2 separate regions of the Homo sapiens genome follow, and region 2 is linked to region 1. A link is a contact called in ENCODE Hi-C or POLR2A ChIA-PET data. All regions are on one chromosome and are shown on one strand. The core of a region is the stretch at or near the end of the contact, and the rest is flanking DNA. Distances in the headings are between cores, read along the strand shown. Region 1 holds the start of CBFA2T2 (CBFA2/RUNX1 partner transcriptional co-repressor 2). Region 2 overlaps CBFA2T2 (CBFA2/RUNX1 partner transcriptional co-repressor 2).

Evidence for each region. A loop is a pair of places that touch in the nucleus more often than their neighbours do. ChIA-PET counts read pairs that join two places held with the same protein, here RNA polymerase II (POLR2A). Pooled maps may share reads with other maps.
Region 2: a loop to region 1 is called in a map of ascending aorta, with 2.7 times the contacts of the local background. The contact joins the enhancer-like site here to the promoter of CBFA2T2 in region 1. A Hi-C loop is called at or near these places in 2 of 168 maps with a recorded cell type or tissue (ascending aorta and ovary), 5 of 37 single-sample maps with no recorded cell type and 11 of 50 pooled maps. POLR2A ChIA-PET finds 5 or more read pairs at or near these places in 22 of 52 experiments (A549, AG04449, AG04450 and 16 more).

Annotation. Positions count from the first base shown.
Region 1 is chr20:33,488,647-33,495,083 of GRCh38, forward strand. It overlaps CBFA2T2 (CBFA2/RUNX1 partner transcriptional co-repressor 2), which reads left to right and starts at 1,450. Exons shown (of 11, transcript NM_001032999.3): 1 at 1,450-1,655. The coding sequence starts at 1,622. RefSeq lists an enhancer at 617-1,165 and silencers at 1,260-1,479, 1,490-1,769.
Region 2 is chr20:33,645,882-33,653,319 of GRCh38, forward strand. It overlaps CBFA2T2 (CBFA2/RUNX1 partner transcriptional co-repressor 2), which reads left to right. Exons shown (of 11, transcript NM_001032999.3): 11 at 1-4,149. Among named protein-coding and RNA genes, the nearest start is that of C20orf144, 13 kb to the right of the region's middle. RefSeq lists an enhancer at 7,255-7,438. Within about 2 kb of position 1,875, at least 8 of the 41 ENCODE cell types and tissues checked have a DNase peak (open chromatin) inside an H3K27ac peak, as active enhancers do; they include CD8-positive, alpha-beta T cell, GM12878 and ascending aorta, where a contact is called at or near this core.

The DNA of each region.
Region 1 (6,437 bases), core at 200-2,699:
CAACCTCTGCCTCCCAGGTTCAAGCGACTCTCCTGCCTCAGCCTCCCGAGTAGCTGGGATTATGGACACCCGCCACCGCGCCCAGCTAATTTTTTTGTTTTGTTTTGTTTTGTTTTTTGAGAGGGAGTCTCGCTCTGTCACCCAGGTGGGAGTGCAGTGTCGTGATCTTGGCTCGGTGCAACCTCCGCCTCCGGGGTTCAAGCAATTCTCCTGTCTCAGCCTCCTGATTAGCTGGGATTACAGGCTTGTGAAACCAAGTCCAGCTAATTTTTGTATTTTTAGTACAGACGGGGTTTCACCACGTTGGTCAGGCTGGTCTCCAAATCCTGAGCTGTGATCTGCCAGCTTCGGCGTCCCAAAGTGCTGGGATTACAGGGGTGAGCCACAGCTCCTGGCCTTGTTTTGTTTTTTTGATACGGAGTTTTGCTCTTTTTGCTCAGGCTGGAGTGCAATGGCTCCGATCTCGGCTCACTGCAACCTCCCCCTCCCGGATTCAAGTGATTCTCCTGCCCCAGCCTCCCGAGTAGCTGGGACTAAAGGCACGCGCCACCGCACCAGGCTAATTTTTGTATTTTTATTTATTTATTTTTTTAGTAGAGATAGGGTTTCACCTTATAGGCCAGACTGGTCTTCAAACTCCTGACCTCGTGATCCTCCCGCCTCGGCCTCCCAAAGTGCTAGGATTACAGGCTTGAGCCACTGCGCCCGGCTCTAAGTTTTGTATTTTTAGTAGAGACAGCGTTTCGCCACATTGGCCAGACTAGCCTCGAAGTTCTGACCTCAGGTAATCCACCCTCCTCGGCCTCCCAAAGTGTTAGGATTATAGGCCTGAGCCACCGTGCCTGGTCTATTTTTTATTTTTATTTATTTATTTTTTTAATAGAGACGCTAGTCTCAAACTCCTGAGCTCAAGTGACTCTCCTTTGGCCTCCCAAAGTACTAGGATTACAGGCGTGGGCCACCACGCCCGGCCAACAGTTATTAAAATTACGATGATGAAATTTTAGGCATTTAGAATACTTCAGGCCAAAAACACTTTGAGCCAGGGGGCTCGCTCAAAGGCATGCGCAAAAGCCATCAGGCCTGTACCTGGAGAACTCAGGTGAGACGTTGCCACTCGTTGTAATCCCTCCCCCTAGCACTCGGCCCCCGAGCCTGGGCCACTGCCCTGGCTACACCGGGAAGTCTGGAGCTAGAAAGTGGGCCGTGCGCGTGACGGGCGCGCGTGACGCCGAGGGGGCAGGTCTGAGAAGCAGGCTGCGCCGGGATTCGGCGGTCGGTTCCCGCGGAAGGGGCGGGTCAGGTTAGGGGGCGGTGCTTAATGGGAGCTGGTCTTGGGGCCGGGCTTCCGCGTGCGTTGGCCTGGCGGCGAGAGCGCGCGGCGGGGGCGTGCCCGGCGGGCGGGGCGGGGCCAGCCGGGGGCGGGGCGGGGCGCGGCCTAACGGCGGCGGCGGCGGCGGCGACGGCGACAGCAGCGGTGGTGGTGTCTGGTTAGCTCGGCGGCTGCAGATCTCGCGGCGACGCCTGCGAGGGACCCGGGCCGCGGGTCGAGGCGGGCGGCGCCTGCGAGGGACCCGTGTCGCGGGTAGAGGCGGGCGGCGCGCGGCGGCGGCGCTCGGCGATGGTAGGCGTCCCTGGAGCGGCCGCCTTCCAGCGTAAGTGGGGCGTGAATGCGGGCGGCCGAGGGGGGCGTGTGAGGGCCTGCGGCTCCGCAGGCGCGGTGATTCCGAGTGCCCCGGGCGCGAGGCCGGGAGTGGAAACTGAGGCCCGAAGCGGGGCGGCGGATCCAAGGTCACGCAGCGGGGCGGGCCTTCCCGGGCTCCTGAGGCCACCCCGTCGCTTCCTGCGCCGCCCGAAGAGCTCGGGGCTCACGGTGTGAGGGAAATTGTGGGGCCCGCGGCCTCGGAACTTAGGCCGGGCCGGCGTCCATGGGACTTGCCGGCGGGCAAGAATCATTTTGTTGTCCCAGCGCTGGGGCCACGAAGTCCGGCTCCTGGGGAAATACTACACCCGCCCGATGTTGAGGGTTGGAGGAGATGAGAATGGCCCCTCGGAGGGCCTGTTTGAGCGCAGGCTCAGTAGTTGGCTACCTGGGTTCACATCCAGGCTTCCCCATTTAGGTAGTGACCTTGGCTCTCCCGGTGCCTCAGTTCCCCCATCTGCAAAATGGGGATGTGGAGCGGGTTCCCTCCCTCCCCCAGGGTTCTTGGGTTTTGTGAGGCCAGTAAAACGCTTGACACCGACCGTGGCACACACACAATTGTGAAAACTGTCATTATTGTAATCGTCCTTTATTAATCTGATCCAGTGTGCACCGCACTCGGAAAAGTCCGAAATTAGGCTCTAGCCGTGTTAAGATTTTGTTTTGTTGTCTGTTAGTCCTGCTCCATGATCTAATTGTTATTCTTACTTCCATTTAGCCATTCCAGTATTTATCTAGTGTTCCTCCTTGATGTGTGAGATCCTTGGGGGAGGGGTGGCTTCTCTGAATAAGAACAATAAAATTTTAATTGTTTTTCATTATTGTAATTATAATAGCCAACATTTTTTTGAGCACCAGACATTTTGCATTCTATTCACTTAATATTTATTAAATCATATAGTAAGTTTAAAAATACCATTCCAGGCCCTGGGAATACAATAAACAAGATAGACCGAACTGGGGTTTTGAGTTTAGTTAGGAGAGGGAGAGACATAGTAAATGAGGAAACAGATAAACATGTTTTGCATGTTTTTTTAATTGTTTAATCTTGATGACATCCTAAGTAAGACATTATTTGAGGATGCCCATTTTGCAGAGGATGAAACTGAGTAACAGAAGGTACTCTGAGTACTAGTCTCAGAGCTGATGTCCTTAAACACGTGAAAGGGAGGCTTTACGCTTCTTTTTTTTTGCACCCATTAAATGTTGGATTGAAGATAGAAAAAGTAGATACACCCAGCTTGCAGTTACTGCTTTTGATGGTTTGATCCATTCCTCATGAAATTTCCAACTAAAGAGGCGGATAGTGATTACTCTTTTAGGCTTGCAAAGGTACAGCATCTCTGTAAAATGAAAGGCTTTTTTTTTTTTGAGACGGAATCTTGCTCTGTCGCCCAGACTGGAGTGCAGGGGTGTGATCTTGGCTCACTGCAACCTCCGTCTCCTGGGTTCAAGCTATTCTCCTGTCTCAGCCTCCGGAGTAGCTGGGACTACAGGCATATGCCACCACGCTCGGCCAATTATTTTATTTTATTTTATTATTTTTTTTGAGACGGAGTTTTGTTCTTGTTGCCCAGGCTGGAGTGCAGTAGTACAATATCGGCTCACTGCAACCTCCCCCCGCCCCAGGTTCAAGCGATTCTCCTGCATCAGCCTCCAGAGTAGCTGCGATTACAGGCGCCTGCCACCACACCTGACTAATTTTTTGCATTTTTAGTAGAGACGGTTTTACCATGTTGGCCAGGCTGGTCGTGAACTCCTGAACTCAGGGGATCCATCTGCCTCAGCCTCTCAAAGTGCTGGGATTAGAGGCATGAGCCACTGCGCCCGGCCTTAATTTTTATATTTTTAGTAGAGACAGGGTTTCACCATATTGGTCAGGCTGGTCTCGAACCCCTGACCTCAGGTAATTCACCCACCTCAGCCTCCCAAAGTGCTGGGATTACGAGCGTGAGTCACCAAGCCTGACCAGAAAGGACTTTTTATTTGAAAAAATTGGGGGGCTCTTCTGCCTATGAAGTAGTCTTCCTTTGTTTCTTTACTTCCATAATAAACTTGCTTTCACTTAAAAAAAAAAGATTGTGTCCAAATTTCTTTTGTGTAGTATTTAGTTTAAAATATGCCCAAAAGCACAACTTTTGCTTCTGTTACGTAACTACATTTTTGTTTTCTTTTTTCCTTTTTTTGAGACAGTCTCTCTCTGTCACCCAGACTGGAGTGCAGTGGCGTCATCATGGCCCACAGCAGCCTCAACCTCCTGGGTTCAAGTGATTCTCCTGCCTCAGCCACTTGAGTAGCTGGGACTCCAGGCGCCACCACACCCAGCTAATTTTTTTATTTTTTGTAGAGATGGGGTCTTGCTTTGTTGCCCATGCTAGTCCGGAAGTCCTGGGCTTGAGTAATCCTCCTTCCTCAGCCATCCAAATTGCTGGGATTAAAGTCATGAGCCACTTTGCCTGGCCTTTTTTAGTGTTTCTAAGAGAATTCTGTATTACATTCCTAGACAGTACACTTGGTGTAGTACTCAGCCTCCTGAGGAGCTGGGATTACAGGTGCTCACCACCATGCCTGGCTAATTTTTTTTTGTATTTTTTGTAGAGACGGGGTTTAACCATGTTTTGGCTGGGCTCCTGACCTCAAGTGATCTGCCCGCCTCAGCCTCCCAAAGTTCTGGGATTACAAGTGTGAGCCTCTGCACCCGCCCTTGATTGAAGTTTTGGTTTTTTTTTTTTTTTTTTTTTTTTGAGACGGAGTTTCACTCTTGTTGCTCAGGCTGGCGTGCAATGGCATGATCTCGGCTCACTGCAACCTCCGCCTCCTGGGTTCAAGCAGTTCTCCTGCCTCAGCTTCCCAAGTAGCTGGTATTACAGGTGCGTGCCAACACGTCCGGCTAATTTTTGTATTTATAGTAGAGATGGGGTTTCACTACATTGGCCAGGCTGGTCTCGAACGCCTGACCGCAGGTGATCTGCCCGCCTCGGCTTCCCAAAATGCTGGGATTACAGGCATGAGTAACTGCACCTGGCCTTGATTGAAGTTTTTAACTGGCATGCTGGGAAAGAGAATATAGGAGTTCAGTCTTAAAATCGGTGCTTCAACCCCTGAGCCAGAGTCCTTGGGGAAGTAGTCTAGAACTGTGGCCTCACATGTTTGTTTTTTCTTTTTTTAAAACTGAGGTGGGGTCTTGCTCTGTTGCCCAGGTTCTGCTGCCCAGTGAGCATAGCTTCTGCAGCCTCTTATCTCTGGGGCTCAAGTCAGCCTCCCACCTCAGCCTCCCTAGTAGCTGTGACTACAGGCATGTATTGCCATGCCTGGCTAATTGTTTAAAAAGTTTTGTAGACATGGGGTTTCACTGTGTTTCTCAGGCTGGTCTTGAACTGCTGGGCTGCAGCGATCCTCCTGCCTCAGCTTCCCGGTATTGGGAGTAGAGGCATGAGCCACCATACCTGGCCACCTAAAATGTTTTTAGTGTTCATTCCATCAGTAAATAGGGTTGAGTATGCACACACATTCTATGAATGTTTTATTTTTTGTTTTTTTATGGTTTTTTTTGAGACGAAGTTTTGCTCTTGTTGCCCCAGCTGGAGTGCAGTGGTGCGATCTCGGCTCACTGCATCGTCCATCTCCTGAATTCAAGTGATTGTCCTGCCTCAGCCTCCCAAGTACTGGGATTTCAGGTGTATGGCACCACCCCTGGTAATTTTGTGTTTTCAGCAGTGATAGGGTTTCACCATGTTGGTCAGGCTGGTCTCAAACTCCTGACCTAAAGTGATCCACCCGCCTTGGCATCCCAAAATGTTAGGATTACAGGCGTGAGCTACCGCGCCTGGCCTGAATGTTTGTTTTAAATGGCGATTATAGTGTGACTGTACTATGTATTAGGCATATATATGTGTATATATATATATATATATATATATATATATTTTTTTTTTTTTTTTTTTTTTTTTTGAGACAGAGTCTCGCTCTGTTGCCCAGGCTGGAGTGCAGTGGCACGATCTCAGCTCACTGCAAGCTCCACCTCCTGGGTTCACGCCATTCTCCTGCCTCAGCCTCCCGAGTAGCTGGGACTACAGGTGCCCGCCGCCACGCCTGGCTAATTTTTTGTATTTTTGGTAGAGGCGGGGTTTCACCCTGTTAGCCAGGATGGTCTCGATCTGCTGACCTCGTGATCCGCCCGCCTCGGCCTCCCAAAGTGCTGGGATTACAGGCATGAGCCACCGCGCCCGGCCACTGTATTAGGTGTATTGTTTTGTTTTATTTTGTTTTGAGATGGAGTTTTGCTCTTGTTGCCCAGGCTGGAGTGCAATGGCGATCTTGGCTCACCACAACCTCCGCCTCCCAGGTTCAAGCGATTCTCCTGCCTCAGCCTTCCAAATAGCTGGGATTACAGGCATGCACCACCACACCCAGCTAATTTTGTATTTTTAGTGGAGATGGGGTTTCACCATGTTGGTCAGGCTGGTCTCAAACTCCTGACCTCAGGTGATCCGCCCGTCTCAGCCTCCCAAAGTGTTGGGATTACAGGCATGAGCCACCACGCCTGTCCTAGGTATGTTTTATAACATACAAAAATAGACATTTTACAGAAGGATAAGGTAAAATAAATGGAAGTAGCAGTTCCAACGTTGTCTTTCTACACCCAGTGGTGAATTTTAACAATACCTCCTGGGGTGGAGATCATTGATCTTGTAGTAGTACCTTCTCAATCCATTAGGTCTATTGCTCTGATGAA
Region 2 (7,438 bases), core at 625-3,124, 160 kb after region 1:
AAAAGCTGATCAATTTTTCTTCCTAGCTTCCCATTTTCAAATGGGACATCACTCATATCCCTTTCAGAATGTTAGGAACTGCCTCCCACATTCTTCCCTGTCTTTTTGGGTTTTGTTTTTTGTTGTTGTGGTGGTTTTTTAACACAAAGTCTCACTCTGTTGCCCAGGCTGGAGTGCAGTGGCATGATCTTGGCTCACTGCAACCTCTGCCTTCCAGGTTCAAGCAATTCTCCTGCCTCAGCCTCCCGAGTAGCTGAGATTACAGGCGCCCACCACCACGCCCAGCTAATTTTTGTATTTTTAGTAGAGACAGGGTTTCACCATGTTGGCCAGGCTGATCTCGAACTCCTGACCTCAGGTGACCTGCCTTGGCCTCCCAAAGTGCAGGGATTACAAGCGTGAGCCACCATGCCCGGCCTGTCTTTTTGGTTTTGATGGGAGTCTGAGGACCCCGACCCCTCCTGCTCTCCATCTTTGAGCCTCTGGCATCCTCTCACACCCAGAAATCAGTTGGAGTAAGTTTAATTGGCCCTGCTCCAGCTGGCCTTTGAAGCACAAGTTTAAATCTCCACCTTCTGTGCACTGACCAGAGTCTAAAATAAAAGTTGTCAGTACCATAAAGGAAAAGGGATCCACACAGGTAGCCTTCTCCTTGGATACAGGTACATCTTACTGTAAGAATTTCAAGTCCTGGCTGGGCGCAGTGGCTCACTCCTGTAATCCCAGCACTTTGAGAGACCGAGGCAGGCAGATCACTTGAGGTCAGGAATTCAAGACCAACCTGGCCAACATGGTGAAACCCTGTCTCTAATAAAAAAAAAATAGAAAAATCAGCCGGGTGTGGTGGCACACACCTGTAATCCTAGCTACTCAGGAGGCTGAGGCAAGAGAATCTCTTGAACCTGTGAGCCAGAGGTTGCAGTGAGCCGAGATTCCACCACTGCACTCCAGCCTGGGCAACAGAGCAAAACTCTGTCTCAAAAAAAAAAAAAAAAAGGCAAAATTAAAGAATTTCAAGTCCCTAATTTACTCTAACCAAGCATTTTCAGTCTTACAAAGAAATCTAGTGCACGACACCTTTAAAATGCCTAGATTTCCATTGCCTAAAGTAAGGTGTGACCAGTGAAACAACAGCAGAGAATCATGTTCCTTTGCTGTGGAACACATAAGCCCCACAGTTTTCCAGTCAGCCTAATACATGGGTATCCCCCGACCCCATCTGCCTCCTTAAGCCACAGTCCTTGGTGGGGAACTCTAAGGGGGACGGAGTCAGTACCCCGGACAGGGCCACATTTGCATGAGACATGGCTGTCTCACAGGTCACAGAGCCATTACAACAGCTTACTAGTTTTTCATGGATTTGTTGGATTAACACCTTAAGCAGGTTTTTTATTGTTATTTTGTTTGTTTGTTTGTTTTGAGACGGGAGTTTCTCTCTTGTCTCCCAGGCTGGAGTGCAATCGCGCAATCTCGGCTCACGGTAACCTCTGCCTCCCAGGTTCAAGCGAGTCTCCTGCCTCAGCCTTCTGAGTAGCTGGGATTACAGGCATGCGCCACCACGCCCAACTAATTTTGTATTTTTAGTAGAGACGGGGTTTCTCCTTGTTGGTCAGGCTGGTCTCAAACCCCGGACCTCAGGTGATCCCCCCACCTTGGCCTCCCAAAGTGCCAGGATTACAGGCATGAGCCACTGTGTCCGGTCTTGAGCAGGTTTTTAAAATCTCCAGTGGCCATAAAACTAGCCAGGGTAGCTCATGCTTTTACTGGTTGGAATAAGGAGCCAAAACCAACAAAATAATATTTATTAGGGCTCGATGCCCATTTCTGTGGCTAAGGCTTAGGTTTGGTGTGCAGAGCCTGGCCTGCTCTTGTGGGCTGTGGTTGCTGTGACAGTTTCGTTTTCTGAATCTTTGTAATGCTCTTCCACCCTGCTCGTGCTGCCCAGAGGCTGATCTGCAAACCTGGGCAGTATTCCACACTGAAGCTCAGTTTGCAAACCTTCTGCTGTGTTAATTCTGGTCAGTTTCACACAGAAGTCACGAGGGCCTCTGCCCAGGACCTTCTATTCACATTTCAAGAATCCCTTTCTGAAATTCTCCAACTCTCTGGTCAGGAGGAGGAGCACCATTGGGGCGGGGTAGGCAGCTAGAGGCGCAGGAGCGAATCCAGGTTCCTTGCGTGGTTCCCAGCCTCTGCTGACAGCACCTCAGCTACCAGGTGGGGAGTGGAAATTCAGCCTGCTTAGAGGACTGACCTCTACAGTTCATATTTGCAGTGACATAAAAGGCAAAGAGGAGCTGGCATGGTGGTACAGAAGGTATCAGTCAAGCGCAGGCTCTTCAGAAACCTAGAAACTAAAAAGAGATGCAACATGTGACTGGCCATCAGCCAGACATGTCTAGGGTGAGACCAGTGCTCAGCACCACCCGCCAAGGAACACTGATGAGTTGTGGGACATTATGGTCGGCCAAGTGAGGAATGATTGCAGGGACCAGAGAAGACCAAAGATGCCAGATGTCCCCAGAGTTTCTTGAGGGCTGGGTTTCACGTCTTTGCTTGTCCTTTTTGTCCCCACTTGCCTGCACCGTGCCTGACTCATCCAGTGGGGAAGGTGACTCAAGAAGTTGTTTAAGCCTAGGCCTAGGCAGTCCACTTCGGGAGGTGGGGGCACTCCACACTGGGGGGCCCTGCAGCTCCAGGGCTGGTGCTCTAGCAGATCCGCTCAGGCACGGTTGGGTGACCGTGGGGTCACCGATTGCGTAGATTATTTCTAGGGCAGTGCTGGGTTAGAAATGTCTGTCTGGAAACAGGACACATCTTGCCACCACAAGTCCACACCTGGCCTTGGCTGCTGCCCGCTCTCTGCAGCGTGGATTTCCTTTGCCCATTTGGGCCAGAAGGTCACCAGGAGTTCATCACTGCTTAGTGTCAACTTGACATCTTCAGCTTCCAGACAGAAAACCCATGCTTTACTTTGTACAGCCCTGTCCCAGAGTTAGTAAGCCTCGGCTTGTCACCTGCTTGCAAAGGGTATAGACATCATTCTGGGTAGTTCTAGAGGATATCGCAACAAGTGCGTTTGAAGGTTCAGCACAGCTGGAATTGTACGGTAGTGAGCTCTTCAAAATGAAAACAGAATGACCGGATGGCCATCTGTCCTGGAAACTGTAGAATTGAATAAATCACTGAAAATAGAACACTTCTTGGAGGCTTTCTTCAGAACTGAACTAGAAACAAGGTTTCCAGGCTCCCAGGTCAGTAGACCAAACCAACTTCCTTAGATTTTTTTTTTTAAGCTGTTTGCAGAAAACTGGGTGGTAGCGTGTCTGAACCAAACGGAAGAATAGCCAGCGGAGCATGGACTGTTCCAGCACGGGCCAGATGGCCAGCTGTCGAGAGCAGCCCTGCCCAGATTGCGGTGGGGGCTGTGCCAGCGGCTCCGCAGGGCCCTTCCAACTCTGGAGTGTCTGTAGTTCTTGTGAAACCAAAACGTTGACTACCTGCCTCTTTCCTCGGGCATCGACGTGCTCATTTCCAAAGATGATGGTGCAGGTGACCTTTTCCATCGTGAGCTAAGAGAAGGTTAGGAGGCCTGAGGGGCGGGCCTTGTGTCCCCTCCTCCCCCTCCACAGCCCCTGAGGTGGAGCTTCCCTCACAGACCCCATCTGGTCGAGCCTACGGCTGCCCAGTGTACACTCAGTGATGCTTATACCAAATAGGGCATGTGCGCTGGTGTCTGTTGGGGACAGCCCCATCCCTACCTTGGAGTCGGCAGAGAAGCAGCAATAAGCATTAGGCGAATGATTGAAAGGGCTGCTGCGCCAAGAGGCCTTCAGTCCCCTTAACGTGGCTTTCCAACTTCCTGACGAGGCTACAAAGGCTCCGCTCACAAAAGAAAGCCAATAATGTAAATAAATAGAAAACGAAGCCTCCACGCGTGGTTTTTAAAGGGGGATGATGAATGTGACACCACCCACAGAATGCATTAGAATCTGGTTTTTCTGTGCTTTGTCATTTTACTCTGATAGGAATTTTTGTTACCTAACTCTGTGCATAACTTATTTAATGTACTGTATAAATGAACCAAAACTGTTAAATATGTATTTAGTTTGTTCTACTTAAAGTAGTCAATAAAAAGGCTATATTCCTTTTCTGCCTCAAGCTGGAATGGGACCGGGAGGAAAGGTGGTCCCTACACTAGGAGGTGTCCCCTCACCCTAATTCCCAAATCCTTGAGGAAGAGGGAGAGAGGGGCCTCAACTGGTTCTAGTCGTGGCCTGAAGAGCATCCAAGGGCATGAAGCAGGGGGTGTCTGCACCCCATGTGCCTGGAACTGGCCTCTCTGGAAAGCCAGCTGCACCAACTGGTCAGTGCCCTGTGGGGACCAGGCCCAACCAGGCTGGCTGCTGGAGCCCACCAGTGGGCCTGCGGTCAAGGGCCAACAACAGCTTCCAGACACTCCCCGTTATTTCTTTTAAGTGGTGTTTCGTTTTGTTTTGTGGGGAGGGGGCAGGGTCTCTGTTGCCCAGGCTGGAATGCAGTGGCACGATCACAGCTCAGTGCAGCCTCCACCTCCCAGACTCAGGCAATCCTCCCACCTCAGCCTCCTAAGTAACTGGAACTACAGGCATGGGCTACCACGCCTGGCTGATTTTTTGTATTTTCTATAGAGACAGGGTTTCACCATGTTGCCCAGGCTGGCCTCAAACTCCCGGGCTCAAGCGATCTGCCTGCCTCGCCCCCGCCAAAGTCCTGGGACTACAAGCATGAGCCACTGCACCCGGCCAAATTATCTTGTAATAAGGAAAAATGAACCACAGAGAATCTGACCATCTGTCCTGCCTGAACAGGGTGGTGGACTTGTGGATATATTTTCTAGTAACATGTATTTTCTTGTAAAATTTTAACACAAATGTTAACAAACATACCTGGACTTGTCAAATATTCACTTATGTCCTTATGACACTGATGTTAAATCACAGGTAATTTTACTGTTGCCTTCCAATTTAATTTATTTGCTAAATGGTTGCATCATTTAATTGAGGCCATAATTTTTTTTAACCCTTCACCTTCTGTTGGGCAATTGGATCGCTTTCGCGTTTTCCAGTGTGGCATACATCTTCTATGCATACTCTTTCTTCGCATTATTTATTTCCCTAGGATAATTTTCCAAAGTGGGGGTTTTTGATACTGAACATTTCTTGGATCCTTGAAATCTGTACAAACTACTCTCCCTAAAAGCCCAACAGCTTGTGTTGCCTCCAGCAGCCCCTGGGTGGTACTTTCCGTGGCCCTAAGGCTGGTGCAGGCACACCTGTGTGTGGAATTTCAGGCTGCCAGTCCGGTTTACCAGCTGGTGAGCTGAGGCCTCACTTCTGTCACTCAGATACCCATCTGTGCTCTCTCCCTGAGACCCGCCTCTCCTGAACAGCCTTGCCCAAGAGGCTCGTTGGGACCACTAGCTTCACAATCCCCTAGAATGCAAGGGGAGAGGGACTGGTTACTAGATCTGGAGACGAGGAGAAGGGCTAGCCTATGGCGTAGGGGTTGGCTGTATGATCTTTGGTGCAGGTGGTGCCAACTGCAAACCTTTCTGGGCTGCACTGCAATCTGCCCACCTAGAACAATGACAAGATCTCAGTCATGGGACTGTCAGCCCTCCACAAGAGCACTATGTTGGTGGAAACGGAATGTGCCATAGAAATGGCAGGCTGAAAATCTTTTCGTGACCACAAAACACCCAGATGCCAGATAAATTATAATGAATGTACTTTTAACTGTATTGCTGAGGTCACAGATAGGACATTTCCAAGAACTCAAGAGTTGGAGGGAGATTGCCTCTAGGCGCAATGTGAGGCTTGGTTTTGAGCATATACAAAGTACGGAAACAAAACCGGGGCCTTTCCACAATGGCAGGTAGCTCAGCACCTTTGGCACCGTGAAAAGGCGGCAGGGAAAATCTGCCCATCTGCAATGGAAACTGAATTGGAAACAGCTCTGTCCCTGCTTGAGAAAAAGAAAGAAAAACTGGGCCGGGCGTGGCGGCTCACACCTGTAATCCCAGCACTTTCGGAGGCTGAGATCACTTGATTCCAGGAGTTTGAGACCAACCTGGGCAACATAGTGAGACGCCCGTCTCAAAAATTAAAAACTTAGCTGTACATGTCAGGTATATACTGAAGGAAGGTCAGGGAATCCTGGTGCTGAGAAATTAAGATAATTAAGGACCTTCAGGGTCAATATTGTGTGTCAACCAATTATAAGCTGTCCGGAAACACTACTGAACCTTCAAGAAAATGAGCCATTGTTAGCAAAGTCAACAGGAACAATAATTGATTTAACCCCTGGGACTTCAGATATTACAATCACCAGATACAGGCAGGGCACAGCAGTTCGCGCCTGTAATCCCAGCACTTTGGGAGGCCGAGGAGGGCAGATCATGAAGTCCGGAGTTTGAGACCAGCCTGAGCAACATGGTGAAACCGTCTCCACTAAAAATACAAAAATTAGCCGAATGTGGTGGCAGGCGCCTGTAATCCCAGCTACTCAGGAGGCTGAGGCAGGAGAATCGCTTGAATCTGGGAAGCAGAGGTTGCAGTGAGCCGAGATCACGCCACTGCACTCCAGCCTGGGCGACAGAGAGACTCCATCTCAAAAAAAAAAAAAAAAAAAAAAAAAAAAAAGCACACCAGATACAGAATACAAAATATGAAACCTCTGAAGATGGCACTGAAAAACAATGAGCAAAAAGAGTCTGAAAATGACTAGGCAGATTTGAAAATAGAATTCTGGAAATGACAATCATTGAAATAATGTGTTATTCACCAATAGATTACATCAACCTGAAAAAGAAAAAATTAGTGGTGCGTTACCTTTGTCAGAAAGAGAGCAAAGAGGCCGGGCGCAGTGGCTCATGCCTGTAATCCCAGCACTTTGGGAGGCTGAGGCAGGTGGATCACGAGGTCAGGAGATCGAGACCATCCTGGCTAACATGGTGAAACCCCACCTCTACTAAAAATACAAATAATTAGCCCGGTGTGGTGGCAGGAGCCTGTAGTCCCAGCTACTCAGGAAAGTGAGGCAGGAGAATCGCTTGAACCCAGGAGGCAGAAGTTGCAGTGGGCCGAGATCATGCCACTGCACTCCAGCACTCCAGCCTGGGTAACAGAGCAAGACCTCATCTCAAAAAAAAAAAGAAAAAAAAGAGACAAATAATTGGGAACTGTGAAAGATCTGTTCCTCTGGAAGGTTAGGAAGGGAAAGCCTTTTCATGTGTTACCAAGAGCAGCATCCAAGAGCCTGCTAATGTGTTTCTCAGCAGAAAGGGCACTGTCCTGAGGTGGGGATAGGATCTTGGGAAGCAAACATGTCTCTTGCCCGTCTCTGCTTGTTTCTGACTGCTGGTATTTCAGGGTCAGGGTCACGATTAGGCATGTCT